Regions from separate parts of the Homo sapiens genome. Here region 2 is linked to region 1. Evidence: chromatin loops called from intact Hi-C (ENCODE). Cell type or tissue: breast epithelium. All regions are shown on one strand. Region 1 has its middle 47 kb from the start of KCNK12. Region 2 has its middle 110 kb from the start of LHCGR.

Evidence for each region. A loop is a pair of places that touch in the nucleus more often than their neighbours do. Peaks named below come from ENCODE experiments on the same cell type or tissue, not always from the same donor. Only the 100,000 strongest peaks of a DNase experiment are listed, where the experiment ranks them.
Region 2: a loop joins it to region 1, with 24 times the contacts of the local background. A loop is called at or near these places in 1 of 110 quality-filtered maps.

Annotation. Positions count from the first base shown.
Region 1 is chr2:47,615,884-47,619,883 of GRCh38, reverse strand. It overlaps a transcript of MSH2 not described here. Among named protein-coding and RNA genes, the nearest start is that of KCNK12, 47 kb to the right of the region's middle. In breast epithelium, no CTCF peak of the experiment used is centred here; a DNase peak (open chromatin) is centred at 1,603.
Region 2 is chr2:48,865,199-48,869,198 of GRCh38, reverse strand. No RefSeq gene overlaps it. Among named protein-coding and RNA genes, the nearest start is that of LHCGR, 110 kb to the right of the region's middle. In breast epithelium, no CTCF peak of the experiment used is centred here; no DNase peak of the experiment used is centred here.

The DNA.
Region 1 (4,000 bases):
GATGTGTTGCTGCCATCTCTGCCTCCACTGTCAAATGGCTGGCTTTAGCCTGCATGACTCTGACCTCTTCTTTTATTTTATTTTGTTTTATTTATTTATTTATTTATTTATTTATTTATTTTTTGAGACAGAGTCTTGCTCTGTTGCCCAGGCTGGAGTGCAATGGCACGATCTTGGCTCACTGCAACCTCCGCCCCCCAGGTTCAAGCGATTCTCCTGCCTCAGCTTCCTGAGTAGTTGGGATTACAGGCATGCACCACCATGCCCGGTTAATTTTTGTATTTTTAGTAGAGATGGGGTTTCGGCATGGTGGCCAGGCTGGTCTCAAACTCCTGACCTCAGGTGATCCACCCACCTCGGCCTCCCAAAGTTCTGGGATTACAGCCATGAGCCATCATGCCCAGCCTGACCTCTTCTTTTAAAAATACCAGTCACATTAGGCTGGGCACAGTAGCTCACATCTGTAATCCCAGTACTTTGGGAGGCCAAGGTGGAGGACTGCTTGAGCCAGGAATTTGAGACCAGCCTGGACAACATAGCAAGACCCCATCTCTAAAAAATATTGTTTTAAAATTAGCCAGTCATCATGGTAGGTCACAATAGTCCCAGCTACTCAGGAGGCTGAGATGGGAGGATCCCTTGAGCCCAGGAGTTCAAGGCTGCAGTGAGCTATGATCACACTACTACACTCCAGCCTGGGTGACACGGTGAGACCATGCCAAAAAAAAAAAAAAAAATAGATACCACTCACATTAAATTAGGGACCCTTCCTCCAACGTGACTTCATCTTAACTAATTATATCCATGACAATGCTATTTCCAAGTGAGGTGACATTCTGAGGTACCAGGGGTTAGGACTTCAACATACCTCTTTGGAGGGAGATACAACTGAATCCATAAAAGCCTCTGAACTCATTTTGAGACAAGCATTCTCTCTTCAGTGCCTGGGCTAAGATGAGAGAAACATCAGGCATTCTCTCCACAGCCACAGGGAGAACTCCTAAGAGAGACCTGGGCCCACCTCTTGTCTATGCCCTCCAGGTTCAAGCGATTCTCCTGCCTCAGCCTACTGAGTAGCTGGGATTACAGGCATGCACCACCATGCCCGGGTAATTTTTGTATTTTTAGTAGAGATGGGGTTTCGGCATGGTGGCCAAGCTGGTCTCAAACTCCTGACCTCAGGTGATCCACCCACCTTGGCCTCCCAAAGTGCTGGGATTACAGCCACGAGCCATCACACCCTCCTCCATGAACACCCCTCCTGGCTCAGATTGCTACAGCCCAGGCTATTTGGCCAGAGGAGTGGCTTGAAGGGGACACAGCCCTACCTTCTTGCCCCATTTTGGGACTTCGGCTAGCTCTGGTGGTCCGCCAGGAGGACAGGCAGGCAAGGACTTCCTGATCCAATTGCTCAGGTACGTTAGAAAGGGAAAAGTGATGACAAAGCTCTTCGCGCATTTCTTAATACATTTTAAAGTCCTTAACAAAACAAACCTCAGGGCTGAATAAATTGGCTCCCAGATGCTGGCCAAGGAACAAACCAGTTGGACAGTGTGGGGAGTCGGAGAGAGGACAGGCCAGGAGCAGGGTGAGTAAAGAGACTGCCCCTCACCCGGCACCAGGCAGCTTCTTACTGAGATGCCTCTGCTGCTGATCTAGAACCTGGAGCTCTTGGCGCCCCCAGGCAGGGCAGGCGGGAGGGGCTCCTCTGCGAGAGCACTCCCTCCTCACCCAGCTGGTGCCTCCCTTCCCTTCCCCAGAAGGGACACCGGGACACAGGCCTGTCAGCAAATTTTCCCTGGCACGGCTTGGGCCTCAGGCAATTTGGCACCCCCTGAGATAGAGAAGGACAAGCACCGAAGCCTAGCCCCAACTCTCCCACCCGCTCGGGAAGAGAGCCAGTCTTAGAAGTCACCTCCAGGGAGGCCATCGGCTCCAAGGCCAAAGAGTGTGGCCTGTTGGGAGTAGAATTGAGGGGGGCTTTGCATAACCCTCCCATCAGAGGTATTTGGGAGGCAGTGGGTCACTCACTCCTGGTGGAGGTGGCCTCCCACAGCTTTTCCCCATCACTCGTCTCCCCAGCACAGCCCTTGCTTTCCCTCTGCCACTGGACACCCAGTGCGGATGCTGAGCAGACAGCTCAGTATTGAGTCTGCCGGCAGGGCTGCCAATGTAAACTCAGGACTTGGGGATAAGATTTATAGACCAAGAGGAGGGGTTGGCCTTAGACAGAAACTAGAGACTGGGGTGAGGTGCAGTGGGCACTGGTGGTATTGGTGAGAGATTGGAGAAGGAGTCTCCTCTAATGCTTTCTATTTTCTCCATGAAGAACAAGGCGCCTGCAAAGGGCTGGAATGGAGAGGGAAAGTGGATGTGGGGGCTGAGTGGGAAGCTGTGCAGGAATTTCCTGAGGAGGCATGCAAGGCAAAAACTGCCCCATGGTGTTGCCTGCACATTTGAGGTTTAGGGTAATAAACATTAAGTGAATTGGCCCAAATATAAGATTCTCTCCAGCAATGTTTGGCATCTCAGGCACAGAATGGAGGAGACAAAGGCTTGTCAGAGTGGGAGGGAGGCAAACAAGTTGAGGGTGTTTGCAGCAAAGTTATAACAAAGACGGACTGTGAACTCTAAGCCAGGGGGATGGTAGGGTCAGTATGATGTGACCCTTTGCTTGGGCCTTTGACAAGACTTCCGTGACAGCCAAGGATTGTCTGCCCTATCCGGGTGCAATAAGCCAGCCCTCCCCGTCGGCACTGTCAAACCCACACTGCTTGCCCCGCTCTCAAGTGGGGAGGGCACAAGCAAAATCAGGCAACCACTCGTCTTGATCAGATGGAAGACTTTTACAAGTAATTTGTGATTAATAAAAAAAAAAATTGAAGCTTGGGAATCATTTTCTTTGACTGAGTCTGTTGAAGGTTATCTCTGTCGTGTTACTTTGTCTCACTTATGTCCAGCTAAGCTGTCTTGAATGGAGAAGAAATGACAAGTTATGGCCAGCACAAGAGTATTGTGCAAAACCTGCAGTGCTGCTTTTTATGGAGAGTCCCTAGTGAGCAATGCCTAAGTAGCTCTAGAAATTTTTGTCCACATGAATGACAGTGCTGTAGGGGTCTTTGTGCCCAGTAAATGGCTCACACCTGCGGCCCTATCTAACGAGCTTTGTGGTACAGATTCTCAGGGCTACACAAATTCTTATTCAGAGGTTGCCATGGAGACTCCTGGCCACCCACCACCCTCTCTTTTACTCTTCTTCCAAAGTAGCAGGCGTAGCCTACCAGGCTGCCCAGCTGCTGGGTGCTTCCTAGCCTCCTTGTGTGGAGCCCCGTGACTATGTTTTAAGAAACAGTGAAGTGGTAGAAGCGATGTGTGCCACTTCCAGGCCGATGTCTTAAGGCACAGTGTGTTTCCTCTACATTCTCTTTCCATTTCCCACAAAGCTGGAGCACAGAGGGGCCTGCAACCTGGCTTCAACCTGGGACAAAGCTGAAGGGATAAAGAACAAGATGGAAAAAACTTGGGTCCCTCAATGATCAAGGGCAGCAAAGCTACCTGCCAACCAGTAATGCTCACTTTGACTGTATCTTAGATCAGTTGACTAGGAACAGACTCCCCAAGAGGTTTGCTGGGGAAAGCTCTCAGGAGGAGCACCTGTAAGTGGCAGGGCAGGAGAAACTGAACCACAGTGAAGTTTGGCAAGAGCCCTGCACTGATCCAGTGGGGAGCTCTAGACCTGGGATGGCCCTTCCAAGATGTCCTAGACTGAGGCATGGGGATGGAAACTTTTTACGCCATACCTACTAGTCCTTTTTGGATAAAGGCTGCTCCCAAAAGGGGCACAACTTGGGTGAGGCAGCCCCCTTTTTCCAAGGGTAATTCCCAGAGAGGGACTAAGCTAAGAGCCCTCAACAACCAATGCACCCAGCAGCTGGGGAAATGGATGAAGAAAGGGTCTGGGTGGTGCACCACAACATCCACTGCAGACTGTCACCTAAGG
Region 2 (4,000 bases), 1.2 Mb before region 1:
TTTTAAATAAAATTTTAAAAATTAACGAGCTCATGTACACTTAAGATGTATGCTGTTTATGAAATGCATGTTATATCTCAAAAAGACAATTGTTTTAAAGAATGAACTCAGAGATGCCTAGAATTCTTAGAAAAATCAAAGTAATACTTTATATTTGTCCCATATTTTAAACTTTTCTAGGCAATTCCACATTCAGTGAGCTAAAAAAATCTTGAGATAGATTGAGCTGCCAACATGCTGTTTTTAGAACAGAGAAATGGTAACTTACATGGGATGTTAGTGGTAGATTCTGCACCAAAACCTTTGTCTCCACCAATTCCTAATCTAGTAACAGCATTTTAATTATTCCCACCTGGATGAACCTAACGTTAATGCAATTCAACCCTGCAGATATTGACAAAGACATTAAACAACCTATTCCTTTTTATTTGAAACAGGGTCTCATTCTGTTGCCCAGGCTGGAGTGCAGTAGCATGATTTTGGCTCACTGCAGCCTGGACCTTCCAGGCTCAAGTGATCCTCCCACCACAGCCTCCTGAGTAGCTAGAACTATAGGTGCTGGCTACCATGCTCGGCTAATTTTTTGTAATTTTTTTTATTTTTTTATTTTTATTTTTTTGTAGCGACAGGATTTCTCCTTGTTGCCCAGCTTGTCTCGAACTCCTGAGCTCAAGCAATCCTCCCCCTCAGCCTTCCAAAGTGCTGGGATTATAGGCATGAGCCACCACGCCCAGCCAACCACCTATTTTTGAGACAGATATTTCCTAGTGATGGGACAGATGTTGTGACATTTAATCTACTGATTTATACTTACTATACGCTAAATTGCAGATGTTTTTAATTGCCTAAGGGGTGTGTGTGAAGCCACCACTGACCCAGCTGATAAACAGCTTTATGGTTCCTGCTTTAAATATTCCATGATACTGGACACTTCAAATAACCAATGACAACATTGGCATTCTACAGCAAGTTATTTCTAAAAAAATTTTATTTTAGGTTTGGGGGTACACGTGGAGGTTTGTTATATAGGTAAACTCGTGTCATGGGGGTTCGTTGTACAGATTATTTCATCACTCAGGTATTAAGCCTAGTACTCAATAGTTATTTTTCCTGCTCCTCTCTCTCCTCCCACCCTCCACCCTCAAGTAGGCCCCATGTCTATTGTTCCCTTCTTTGTGTTCATAAGTTCTCATCATTTAGCTACCACCTGTAAATGAAAACATGTGGTATTTGGTTTTCTGTTCCTACATTAGTTTGCTATAGATAATAACCTCTAGCTCCATCCACATTCCCTCAAAAGATATGATTGTATTCTTTTTTATGGCTGCATAGTATTCCTTGTGTAAATGTACCACATTGTCTTTATCCAGTCTGTCATTGATGGGCATTTAGGTTGATTCCATGTCTGCTATTGTGAATAGTCTGCAATGAACATTTGCATGTGTGTGTCTTTATGGTAGAATGATTTATATTCCTCTGGGTACACACCCAGTAATGGGATTGCTGGGTCAAACAGTAGTTCTGCTTTCAACTCTTTCAGGAATCGCCCTACTGCTTTCCACAACGGTTGAACTAATTTACACTCCTACCAACAGTGTATAATTGTTCCCTTGTCTCTGCAACCTCGCCGGCATCTGTTATTTTTTTACTTTTTAATAATAGCCATTCTGACTGGTGTGAGATAATATCTCACATGGTTTTGATTTGCATTTCTTTAATAATCAGTAATATGGAACTTTTTAAAATATGTTCGTTGGCCGCATGTATGTCTTTTGAAAAGTGTCTGTTCATATCCTTTGCCCACTTTTTAATGGAGTTTTTCGCTTTGCTCTTATAAATTTGTTTAAGTTCCTTATAGATCACAGCAAGTTCTTAATCTCTGCTGTCACCATTGGAACCACTGTTCTTTCTAGAGCTATGATTCTTTAATGTTCTTTAGATTCTATTGGTTACTTCCTGTATTGATGTACAGGTAAATGGACTCAGGCATACATTGAGTTCTTCAGATAAGAGATTCCTGGGAATCACATATTTTGAAAACCAAGAAACAGATCATTATCAGGAAGAGAGGAGATTCCAAATGCTGCTGGTTTGAATTTTTTAACTTTATAAAAATGATATTTATTTTGAACTGGGTTCTGGTCATTAGGCATCAACATAAAGACTGATACATCTTTTCACCATGGCTTTCTATTAAAACCAGGCCTAAAATAACAGTACTTTTTGGATTTGGGTCAAGTTAATGTTGCCCCAAGAAGTTCCCCACCAAGTCTCTCATTTGACTCTCCCAAAGACTTTGAAGATAAGACAAGTACCATCCCCAGTCATAAGCTGAGAAAACTAAGGACGCAGGGATTTGTTTTAAGTCACACACCAGACTAGTGACAGGCAGGAACAAGATCTCAGACATCAGTACTACTACTAAATACGTATGTAGAATTGACCTTCATCAACCACATAACAAATTATCTCTAAACGTAATGACGTAAAGAGAGATCTGAAAAAAATAATAATATAAAATTAAATCCCAAGGCTAACCTAGGATCAGCACAATCAGCCAGCAGCACCATCATCTCAGGCTGTAGCAGCACCAAGCCCTTCCAGAAAAGCCCGGACTTTCCAGAAGCATCCTCAGCAAGTGTCACAAGGAAGGAAGCCAGAGGCTGCCCATCGCATACCTGAAGAGAGTCAACCTAGTCTCCTTAAACATTTCTTCTGCTCCACCCCTGAAAGAAGCAATGATTAAACTTTGAAGCCCTGTATATCTTAATACCTTGGAAACATTTGCTATGTATATCCTCATTAAATGAAAACATTGCAACGGCATTTAGAGTTTGGAGCTGAGGGGGCTGGGAAACATCACACTGCAGCAATAATGACACAAACAGAGAAACATTAACATTTCTGATTGTTCATTTCAATCCACAGTCAGGAGCAGCAGCAGCCACTATCAATTTATAGAAATGGGCTTTAATTCCTGAGTGACAATCTCTGCTACTCAGACTCAACATAAATGAACTCTGTGTGTGCACACAGATAAGTGTAGTGCCATGAACTATACACGTATGTATCTGGTGAATTAAAATGATAGCTTTTCCTTACACCAGTTTTAACTCCTGACTAATGCCCATGATATAGTCAGAAAGTCAACTGCAAGTTCGTGTTTGGCCAACAGTTATAAATGGCATGTGGACATTCTTAAGAACAGATTATTTTAATACTCCTTCAAATAAAGGCAAATAAAATCCAGGTCTAGATTTTGTAGCTCTCTAAGATAACCTTTGTCAAGTGGGGTTCAAAGACTCTTGTTTCAAAGTCAGCTGGTCGTGGCTGTTAAAATTTCAGACTATTTGGCACTTGCTCAGACCTAAAGAATGAGAATCACTAGAATGGGTCCCAGGAAACTGCAATTTTAACAGGCACTCAAGGGAATGTTATGCATCTAGGCCTAAGGAAGAGCTGGGAAAGTAGAGAAAAGATTAGAACCTTTTCTAGAAAGAATCCCAGAGAGCTAAGAGCAATACCAAAAGAGAGAGGTCCAGTTATTACCCCAGCCCTGTCTCCCCAGCTGCCATTAACAACCTCTGCCCCTTGAAAGTTCAAGGTCAGCACTGCCAAGGCCTGTGTCCACAAAGTCCAGACTTACTGATCCTATACAGATCCCTACCCCACCATCAAGTAAGGCCCAGGCATGCACCTGGCCCCCAAGCACCTGGTCTCTAACTTGGAGATGATGATTTTTTAGCTCCTGTATGACACACCTGTATGAAACCAACACTCCCAGGGGGTGTCCTGTCTCTGGAGCTGTAAGTCCAGTTCTCCTTTAACCCCAGCTTTCCCACAGGGAAACTCTGACCTTCTGGCCTAATCCCTCCAGCCTCTCCTTTGACTGCACTCCAAAGTTGGACTCCTCTATATCATCCTTTGCCAGCCACTTGAGAGATCTTGGGAAAGACATTAGTTGCTGTGTGTGAATATTGTAATTATACAGATGCTATGA